Regions from separate parts of the Mus musculus genome. Here region 2 is linked to region 1. A link is a loop called in an ENCODE intact Hi-C map of the cell type or tissue named here. Cell type or tissue: heart. All regions are shown on one strand. Links, peaks and the distances in the headings refer to the core of each region. The heading gives the core; the rest is flanking DNA. Region 1 holds the start of 1700125H20Rik (RIKEN cDNA 1700125H20 gene). Region 2 overlaps Ppm1d (protein phosphatase 1D magnesium-dependent, delta isoform).

Region 1 (5,376 bases), core at 76-5,075:
GGCTGAACTACGGTTAGTTAGATTGCCAATCTTGCAGTCTTCCCCTGCACCTCTCCTCTCAACACGAGCCTGAATGGGGTACTCTTCAGTGCCTCTGTTTGAGGGCTTCCATGACTTAGACTTAAAGACCTACCTAATCCTCCAAACCACTGTTGAAAGGTGCACATACCTAGATTATAGCTGTTGGAGCCTGCTTCCTAAGTCTTTAATGAGTTCTCACATACAGTTTCAGAGCTTTCTTGATTCCCTCAAGCCCTACTTAAGTAATGATTCAGACCCTGGTGACCTTGGAGTAGGGGTGCCAAGGCCTTGTCTGGGAGCAGTCCACAAGGTTTGCTGATACAGTGCTACAACCGTGATAAGAATTGAATGCCTTCCTTTTCTAGGGGTTTTGATAAAACTTTAGTTACACAATTGAATCATTTGCCTTATAATCAAAACACCTTCTTTAGCAATTCTAAAGATACCCTTGAGTTTCTCATTAAGGAAAGAGATAGAGAAGAGTTCTTTGCGGGAATAAAAAGTTTCTGTGCCACTTAGAAGAGGAGAGAAACGGATCTTCAGATCTGTGATGCAAAGTTCAAGGAGATACTAAGAACTGCTTTCTATGCTTAATTCAAATAATATAACAAGAAAATTGGAAGCTCTGTTTTGTGGACCTATGGTAGGGAGTAACATATAATTACTATGAGGCCAGTCTATGTAGTAAAGAATGCCAACCTGTATAAAATGAACTGTGGGCAAACTAACAGGCCTCAGCTCTCACCCACCTCACAGATATCTAATAAACCTGGTGAGTAGGTTTAAAAAACACTTTGTGGGGAGGTGTGTGTGTGTGTGTGTGTGTGTGTGTGTAGATCAGAGGACAATTTTTGTTTTGTTTTTTGAGACAGAGTTTCTCTGTGCATCACTGGCTGTCCTGAAACTTGATTTGTAGACCTGGCTGGGTTCAAAGACAGAGATCCTCCTGCCTCTGTCTCCCAAGTTCTGGGACTAAAGGCATGTGCCACCACCATCTGGCCAAAGGACAATTTGGAGGGTTGATTCTTTGCTTGCACATGTGGGTCCTAGTGGTCAAACTCAGGCTGTCATCACACTTGGAGGCAAAGCCCTTATCCACTGAACCATCTCACTATCCCATGATTTATAGCTTTTAGAAATATATGTTGCAATGAATAACACTGTTAGATGAGTTAACTTGCCCTACAGAAAAATTTTATTCTGACCAATTGAATTTTGAATGTTTCCCAAAAGCAATGGATTTGTGTTTGGTTTTACTTACAGTTGTATTTGAGCCACTTCTCTGGCTGTTATCAATTGTCGGTTCAGGCTACTCCCCAGGCTTGAGAGTAAGCCATCATGTAAATAGGGCAGCCATGCAGAGCTTGGGACTTACTGGAGGCTTTTGGAGTGAAAGGGGTTGGAGAAGAGAGTGAATGAAGAGACCAGAATAGCTAAGCCTTTTGTTTTTAAAACATCTGTTTCTTTTTCAAATGTAGGTGTGTGTATATACAAGTAATATACACATGTATGTGTTTATTCAAATCTTTTTAAAATTTTTTTCAGTGTTATTTCATATCTCATGCCACTTTTGGATGATGTATGTGACAATTTTGGGGGTTTGGGGTTTTGTTTGTTTGTTTGTTTATTTGTTGAGACAGAATATCCATGTAGTCTGGGTGACTAAAACTGAATCTGTACTGACAATAGGCCAGGCTGGACTTGAACTTGTAATAGTCTTCTCCCTTCTCCAGAATGCTGAGATTACAGGCATGTGCGTCTGGTTTCTGTAGTGCTGGGCATGAAACCCAGGACATTCTGCGTGATAAGAAAGCACTCTGCCAACTATCCCCCTCCTAGTTTGTCCTCCCACTCCAGTCTTTCCACTGTCTCTTCATAATACATTTTTAAGTTTTGTTTTTTGAGACAAAATTGTGCTGTGTTGTCCAGACTGGCCTTGACCTTACAACAGTCCTAGGTCTTGTGCCTTCCTGGACACGACTATTACAAGGTCCCGCCCTGGCCAGCTTAGCAGCAGGACAGAGGAAGCAGAATGAGGGCCATCCCCTGGGGGCTTTTGGAGCATATACTCCAACACCTTTTTAGTGCATATTCAAAAACGGAACCGTGTGCACATGCTGCTGCTCTCAGCTCAGGAGCTTTAGGCGTAGAATAGCACTTGGACACGGGGGACAGATATGTGACATAACATTTTATTTATCCTAGTGACATCTTCAGAATGCCACTATTGTCAATTTTTTTCTCCTTAAGGCTCTCCCCAGGATGGACAGAGGTAATGCATGTTCTACATTTTCAAACACATTGTTTACTGACAATTTTATAGAGTGTCTAGGAGGCTTTCTTTTGCCTTCCTCTTACCAACATGGTTGTCCTTAGCTGTGAAATAATCCTCAGGGAGCAGGTCTTCCAAAGTGAAGCAGAGAAGTAGGGACTTTGATTGTCCCCATCTCCTCTCCACAATTTGCTAAACATAATAGTACAGAGAATAGTTTATTTCTGGACAGAAAAGGAACTCGCCCCAAACCCCAGGGTCTCCTGGCCTGTCCAGCCTTGGAGCTGGTAAGAGCTGCCATGTCCTGACCTGTGAGGCTAGATGGACAGAGGGAAGTTCTATTGGCTGACCCAGAGGCCACCAAAGAATAGGGAGAACATGATCAAACTGAGCGACATCCAAGAGGCCCTGGAGATGGAACCCAGCGTTCCAGGGGAAACATGGCTTAAATGGATAAACTGCAGCTGCAACGGTCTTTTACACCGGGCAACTCGCTACGCTAGCTGGGGAAAGACACGAGGGGGCGCTGGTGCCCTGCTAGGGACAAAGCTTGTCCTGACCGAGCGGCTGAGCACCCATCAGCCGGAACCATGCCTGCAGCTCAAGACACTGCTGATAAGTGTTTGCTCGGTCGCCCCGGCCTCCCGCTGGCATGCTGGAGAAGCCAGAGCACTCCGAATCCAACCAAAAGCCTTACTTCTGTTTCAGTGGCCACTGACTTAAGGCAAGTGATAGGACCTCGGCTACCCAGGCTCATTATGAAACAGGGTCACTACTTGGCACCTACTCCCAGGAAGGTTTTGGTGAGATTAATGAAATACATGCCAGCTGGTACTTTTGTAAGTGCCCTTAAAGCAACCCAAACATCACTCCACACAATCATTTATTAACTAGATGGCTACAGGGCGCTAGCAGTGTATTTCAGTAGAGATTTATTATATTCCATTCTCTCTTTCAGCACACCTTTTAGTCCTTTGTTCTGGAAAAGACTGTTACAACTCTCCCCTCCCCGCCCCCGCGCCCCCAATACACACACTTTCTCTCTCAATAAGCCTCCGGAATAACTGCGGAGTGGTGTCCATCCAGGAAAATTACTTCAGAAACTTTACCGAGGTTTAAAATCAATAGCTTCTGGCCAGAGGTGTGCCATTTGGTCCTAGTCAGCTGTAAGCACTGACACACAACCCCCCCAAAAAAAAGTGGGGTGGGGGGGACAGCACACGTGGCTCACTGACTTACCTAGTCCAGATCCCAGCTGAAGGAGATAGTTGGCTGCCACCCTGAGGCATGAGTGAACAGGGTAGAGAGGGGCCTGAGCTCTGTGTTGGCAGTTGCCATGGTTTTGCTCCGAGTTCTGGAGCCAACCTGCCCACTACCTGGGGCACTCAGGTCACAGAAGCAGTAAGTTAGAAGTCTGTGGGGAACCTGAGACTGTGCTATCCTGGTGTCTGCCCACCCAGCTGTTGAGATGGAAGCCTCAGATTGGCAAGGGGGTGAAGGAGACAAGCCACTAGAGAAGGTGAAGTGAGGCTGGGATGTGAGGGAACCAGGGAAGGGCTGGTTTTGGAAAGCCACGAACATGAAATTCAAGGAAGGAGACAAGATGAGAAAATGGTGGAGTATGTGGGTTGGCAAAAGCCCCAAAGAACAAGAGAACACAATTCCTTCAGACAGTTGGGCCAGGGTGTAGCTCAGGAGTAGAGAGCTTGCCTGCCCTAGTCCTGGGTTTGACTCCCCAGAGCCGCAAAGCAGGGGTAAGCAAGTAGGAAACGTGTTTATCAAAGCTGTGTTTCTGTCAAGACAGTGAGAAGTCCCATTTGATCATTAGTTATAAAGGGTTACCCATGTCCATGTGAGCACACGTATGTGTTACGGTCTCTGTTCAGTTATGTGCTGTGTTTATGGAGTTAGCCAAAGTCCCCCACTCTCTACAGTTGGGGGGAACCTGTCCTGTACCTACTTTACCTAGCTTCCCTTCAGAGTGCTCTGAGTGTGGCTCTTCCTCTCCTGAACTCCAACGGCAAGTAATCCAATTGTTCTGAGAGGCTTTGAAAATGTGAGTTTAACCCTAGCACTTAGGAGGCAGAGGCAGATGGAGCTCTGTGAATTCAAGACCAGCCTGGTCTACAGAGTGAGTTCCAGGACGGCTAGGGCTGCACAGAGAAAGTGGTTTCATTGTTTGGGGGAGGAAAAAAAGCAAGCAAACAAAAAATCCTAAACAACAAACAAAAATCCCAAAACACAAGCAAACAAAAATGAAAAAAGACAAGAAACTTTAAGTTTCAAACCCAGTTAACACCAGTCTAATAATCCTGTGCTAAATCAGTAATATTTCAGACCCTTTGTCACCACTAGTTTTCAGTTCCCTTTGCTTCACTTTGTGTCACAAGTCCCTTGTTACCACCACCACCCTTTACCGGGTGCCCTTCATGCATGCCATGATGCTAACATTTAGAGATGCATAGACATTGGCCTGGCACCTCGGTATGTCCAAATGAAAGGAGACATGGGCCGGGCATGGTGGTACACACCTTTAATCCCAGCACTCAGGAGGCAAAGGCAGGCAGATCTCTGAGTTCGAGGCCAGCCTGATCTACAGAGTGAGTTCCAGGACAGCCAGGGCTACACAGAGAAACTGTGTCTCAAAAAACCAAAAAAAAAAAAAAAAAAAAAAAAAAAAAAAAAAAAAAAAAAGAAGAAGAAGAAGAAGAAAAGAAAGGAAACATGGTTGTTGCCCATCCCCCTGAGGAGTCACAGAATTCTTTCTGTGCCTGGGAGTTCTCAGTTATAACCAGAGGAAATGGTAGCTAACCTCACAGTCTTTGTGGGAAAAGAAAATTAGTAAATGTTTATCAAGAGCTTTACAATGTTTCTCAGTATAGCCAAGAATAATTATGAAAGAAATAGGTAAAATATTTTAGGTTTTCCAAGGAGAGGTTTTCAAAGATGGGGTCTTTTGGGCCAGACTCACTGACCTGGCAATGTTTTGAGAGAGGGAGGGAGAGAGAGAGAGAGAGAGAGAGATCATAGGGAAAATAAAGAAGGCCTTGGTTGTCATTTGCCAGTATCTGCCCAGCACTGGT
Region 2 (5,376 bases), core at 316-5,315, 160 kb after region 1:
TGCAGTTGGTTCTGTTTGGCCTAAGCTAGTCAAATTCCTCTCATATAAATCTTATCCTGCTTTGTCTGTCTTTTTATAGCAAGAACCTTGGCTTATGATATCTTTGTACTTGAATAGGTGTCATTATTTTGTGATACTATAGTCTCATTGTATGAATTCCTAACATGTCAGGCTTAGTTGTATTTTAATCATTTACACTGCTTACGACTCTGTTCACTTTCTAGTGTGATGAACAAGTCTGGAGTGAACCGAGTAGTTTGGAAAAGGCCCCGGCTCACTCACAGTGGACCTGTCAGAAGGAGCACAGTCATTGACCAGATTCCTTTTCTGGCTGTAGCAAGAGCGCTTGGTAAGATGGACTTACATTTGGTAAAATCATGTTGTATTTATTTCTGCTCTATACAGTGGTGAGAGGAAAGATGCTATGGAGAGATGAGACCTTACATGGTGAGATTAGAGATGATGAAACTGCATGACAGTATTTTAAATGCGAGGGAAGAGGTAAAGCCTGTATTTCAGCACTGCTTGCTCTTTCTTAAGATTAATGTCTGCGGTCTTACTTGTTTTCCTCTGTACTTAGGAATACTCAGAGATCTCAGAATCTGCCAGTACTCATCAGATACCTATATACCTGCATGCCTGTCCAGGCTTCATGCTATGATTATAAACCATTTTCAATATTCTTGTTCATGTCAGCCCTTAGTGTTCCTTTTTTTTTTCCGAGACAGGGTTTCTCTGTGTTTCCCTGGCTGTACTAGAACTCACTCTGTAGACCAGGCTGGCCTTGAACTCAGAAATCTGCCTGCCTCTGCCTTCCAAGTGCTGGGATTAAAGGCATGTGCCACCACTGCCTGGCTAGCCCTTAGTATTCTTAAGCTTCAGAAGTTTTTTGTTTGTTAGTTTGCTTGTTTGTCTGTTTTTCTTTAGCAAAATAAATTGTTCATGCCAAAATGAAAATAATTTTTTCCTAGTCTTCTGGTTTTAGAATGAAGACTAGATTTTTTTTTTTTTTTTTTGAACAGGATGAACATTGATTTTTTTATGGAAAATTGAGAGAGAACTCCTAAGAGTAGGGGGGACTGCATGGGAGAAGTATTCTTGTTTTGTTTTATTCTTGAGATCTCATTGTAGCCCAGGCTGGCCTGATATAAATGTACGGCCCCCATAGCCTTGTTCTCATAATGAACATCCTTTCTCTCTTTCCCAACTGCCTGGAACTACAGGTGTTATCACGATGTGTAGCTGAGACTCCTGAGTCAGAACTAATGAAATACCTGCTTTGCCTCTTCTACATAGGGGTAGTTTTTCTAAAGAAAACTCTTGGGGCTGGGATACGGCTTAGCAGTTAAGAGCATTGCCTGCTCTTCCAAAAAACCCTATTTCAATTCCCAGAATCTATACGACAGCTCACAACTGTCTGTAATTCCAGTTACAGGGGATATTACATCCTCATACAGATATATATGGAGGCAAAACACCAATGCACATAAAATAAAAATGAATAAAAAAAATTCTATGAGGAAATAAGTTTGTTTTCTTTAAGTAGATAGCTGAGTCCCCTAGTGTCAGGTGTTTTGGTAAGCCTTGGATGTGTAATGCAGAAGACTGCTGTCATGGAACAATGCCTTGCAGCTGGGAGTGAAGACAGTGAAGAAGTAAATGAAGTAATTTTACACCAGGAAATCCCTTGAAAGAAAGAGACAGTGCTGATTTTTTTAAAAAACTTTTTTAGAAAGAAAAAAATACTTTATACATTGTGATAGAAATGCCACTTTTAGGAAGTATTGTGTTAGCTCCATCTGGAAAGTGGAGAGTGGACTAGTTTTGTGAAAAATATTTCAGAAGTGGATCCCGATGTGGGAAAGATGATATAGTGTTATCAGAAATTATCACAGTGCTGGAATTAGGCTGGGCATGTGGCTCAGATGCTAGAGTACCTGCCTAGCATCACACAGCCTGTGTTACATCCCAGTACTGAATAAACGAGCTGTCAGAGTGCACACATGCAATCCCAGGACTTGGGAGGTGGAGGCAGAAGGATCAGAAGTTTAAGGTCTTCTTCAGCTACATAATGACTCTGAGTCAAGATCTATTGGCATACAAGACACCCTGTCTCAAAAATAAGCAAAAAGGCTTGAGTTGGTGAGGTAGCCATGATGAGTTTCAAGACACAGGTGTACTAAGAGTATCATGGTCTTTAGGCTGGGAATGAAAATTATGCAGCTATACGCATGCCACAGTGCTCTTAAGGAGGTTTGAGACCATCTTCAAGAATTTTTTTTTCCATCATTTGTGTGCTGGGGATTTATTTTAGGATGTCAGGCTTGGTGCAAGTCCTTTTACCCACCAAATCACTCACTGACCCATTCTCTCTAGTCATTTTATAAAAAATTAAAAAAAAATTTTTTTAGATGGGGTCTCTTATAGCACAGGCTGACGTGAAGAATTGGGTATGTAGTTGAGCTTGCTCTCTCCTCTCTTCCTTCCTTCCTTCCTTCCTTCCTTCCTTCCTTCCTTCCTTCCTTCTATATGAGTACACCATTGCTCTCTTCATACATACCAGAAGAGGGCATTGGATCCCATTACAGGTGGTTGTGAGCCACCCTCTGGTTGCTGGGATTTGAACTCAGAACCCCTGGAAGAGCAGTCGGTGCTTTTAACCACTGAGCCATCTCTCCAGCCCCTGAGCTGTCTTTAAACTCCTGATTCTCCTGCCTCTACCTCACAAGTGCTGCTATTATAGTCAGTGACTACTCACCATGACTCACCTCAACATTTATGTCATAAAAGGTTATTTTGATTATAGTTTTGATACTAGATCACTGAAGCAGGTATTGGGAATCCTTGTGGTAGGTCAGCCACAGGGGGGAGGCCAGTGGCCACAGAGTTGATGACCGTTTGGGGAAGTTGGTTAGTGGTCTGACAGTTGCTGATACTTGGACTTGTGAGCTGTCAGGTGTTCTGGGAGCAAGCCCTGGAACCAGAGGAGCGCTCCTGGTGTCCTTTCAGCACCCTCTACTGATGCAAAGGGGCATGACCGCCAGCAGGCAAGCAGCTGCCAGTTCCCAAGGCTTCCCCTTTGATCTACAGAAAAGACATCCTGTGATGCTATTAGGGAGCTGGCTATAAGTATGTCGTGATGAATTAAAATTTTTAGACTCTAGGGATTTTTACTAATGAATTCAAAGCAATTTCAAACCCCAATCTCAAGTACTTTTCAGATAACTCTCTTAGCTTGTCATCTGTATCTTGGGAATGTGTGTTCTGCCCTTTTCCTAAGTGCCTCTTCTTTAGCCTGCTTTAAATTTCTTTCTTTTTAACAAATTTTATGTGTATGGCTATTTTCCTTACACATATGTGTCTGCAACATGTATATGTGCAGTGTGCCCTTAGAGGCCAGAAGAGGGTTTCAGATCCCATGAGACTAGAGTTATTGTTGGCTGTGAGCCATCATGTGGATACTGGGACTTGAACTATGATCCTCTGGAAGAACAGCCAGTGTGTTCTTAACTACTGAGCCAACTCTCCAACCCCTCTGTCTTCTTAATGCCTGTTCTTTATAATTTTTTCATTTATTTATGCATTTGTGTGTGTGCATTCATGCCACCGCATACATGCAGAGGTCAGAGGACAACTTTTGAGAGACAGTTCTGTCCTTCTAGTATGTGGGTCCAGAGGATCAAGCTCAGGATGTCAGTCACCCTTAGCTACTGAACCTTCTCACTGGCCCAGTGCCTATTAAATCTATATTCTCTATATTTAATTAAGAAAGAAAAAGGCATTCTCTAGGGGTGGAAGTGGGCTGAGAAGATGATAGTCATTCAAAAGCAAATGTCAACCATGCTTCATTTTAAAATATTTATTCTAAACTTGTTGGTGTGTGTACTTGGGAGGGAGAGGCAAGGCAAATCTCTGAGTTTGATGTCATCTTGGTCTGCAAAGTGAGTTCCAGGACAGCCAGGCTATACAGAGAGACCCTGTCTCAAAAACCATATATGTATATATGTATATATTGACTTCTCTCTGTTGGGTTTAACAAGCTTGCAGGGCTGTTTGTGGTGCTGGGGTTTGAACCCAGGGCCTCATATGCTAGCAAGCATTCTGCTGCTGAGCTGCACTGTGAGTCCTTTTTAATTTCATAATGGGGTCCTACTGAGTTGCCATGGCTGGCTCAAACTTGGAATCAACCCTCCTCCCCCATTCCTCAGAAGAGTGGGATTCGGTGTGTGTGCTATTATACTTAGCTTTAATAACTTATTTGGTTTTCTTTGTGCAATGAAATTACCCATGAATAATTTCCTCCTATTCAATTCATCTGTGTTTTTAATCATCCTACTGGGCTGAGAAAGAACTCCAGCGTAGTATTGGGAGAAAGGTGGCAGTCAAGACATAGTATTCTTTTGTTGTTGTTCAAGAAGTTATGTCCTTAATTATTTTCCTGATTCTGGGGCTCAAACCTACGTCTTTGTACGTTCTATGCAAGTACACTTATTTCTGATGCATATCTCTACCCCACGGCATAGTTTTGATTTATATTTTTTCATTGGTATTTAAATTGTACAGGGTTACAAGCCCTGACCTTAACCTACAGCAGGTCATTTTTATTTAAGTGTTTTTGTACTTTGGGTATATTGTTCAGCACGTCCTCCTATCTCATTCCTGACATCCCTCTTTCACTAGTCCCCAATGTTTCCCCTAGATAGTTTCATTTCTAACTTCATTCTATAAATACATGAACTTATATATCTGCTTAAAATCTCAGAACCACAAATGAGAGAAAACACGGGTATTCTGAGAGTGCTTAGTTCGCTTTGCAGTTTTCTTTAGCCCTACTTGAAGGTTACGGAGGGCGTTTGCTGCAAATCCCCATGCTGGTTCTTGAGCATGTCGAGGGAATTCTCTTGTCCCTAGTGTGATTGTATGGGTTTTAAATATTGTCAGTTGTTGTGCACCTATAGGAACAGACTAGGGACTGTCCTTTAGTCAGTGATGTGCCTCTCTTGAAAGTAATAGTGCTTCTTCTGCCCCCTTTCCCTAGGTGACTTGTGGAGCTATGATTTCTTCAGTGGTAAGTTTGTGGTGTCACCTGAACCAGACACCAGTGTCCACACTCTTGACCCCCGGAAGCACAAGTATATTATCCTGGGAAGTGATGGACTTTGGAATATGGTTCCACCTCAAGATGCCATCTCCATGTGCCAAGACCAAGAGGAGAAAAAATACTTGATGGTGAGAAGTGGTTTGACGTTGTCTGGAGTGTTGTGGTCTTGTTGTCCATGGCTGTGAGTCTAGCTAAGGAGGTTTGTCTTGTGTCGTATCATTGCTCTGAATAAATTCATAACCATTCCCAGTGACTTTTCTCCTTTCCTATATGCC

Evidence for each region. Peaks named below come from ENCODE experiments on the same cell type or tissue, not always from the same donor. Only the 100,000 strongest peaks of a DNase experiment are listed, where the experiment ranks them.
Region 2: a loop joins it to region 1, with 2.8 times the contacts of the local background. A loop is called at or near these places in 10 of 42 quality-filtered maps.

The regions. Positions count from the first base shown.
Region 1 is chr11:85,167,416-85,172,791 of GRCm38, forward strand. 1700125H20Rik (RIKEN cDNA 1700125H20 gene) reads left to right here and starts at 3,681. Exons shown (of 6, transcript NM_028589.1): 1 at 3,681-3,812. The coding sequence starts at 3,762. In heart, for the core only: no CTCF peak of the experiment used is centred there; a DNase peak (open chromatin) is centred at 2,836; H3K4me3 peaks cover 800 bases; H3K27ac peaks cover 784 bases.
Region 2 is chr11:85,332,027-85,337,402 of GRCm38, forward strand. It overlaps Ppm1d (protein phosphatase 1D magnesium-dependent, delta isoform), which reads left to right. Exons shown (of 6, transcript NM_016910.3): 3 at 225-349; 4 at 5,039-5,229. Among named protein-coding and RNA genes, the nearest start is that of Bcas3, 18 kb to the right of the region's middle. In heart, for the core only: a CTCF peak has its summit at 3,030; a DNase peak (open chromatin) is centred at 2,985.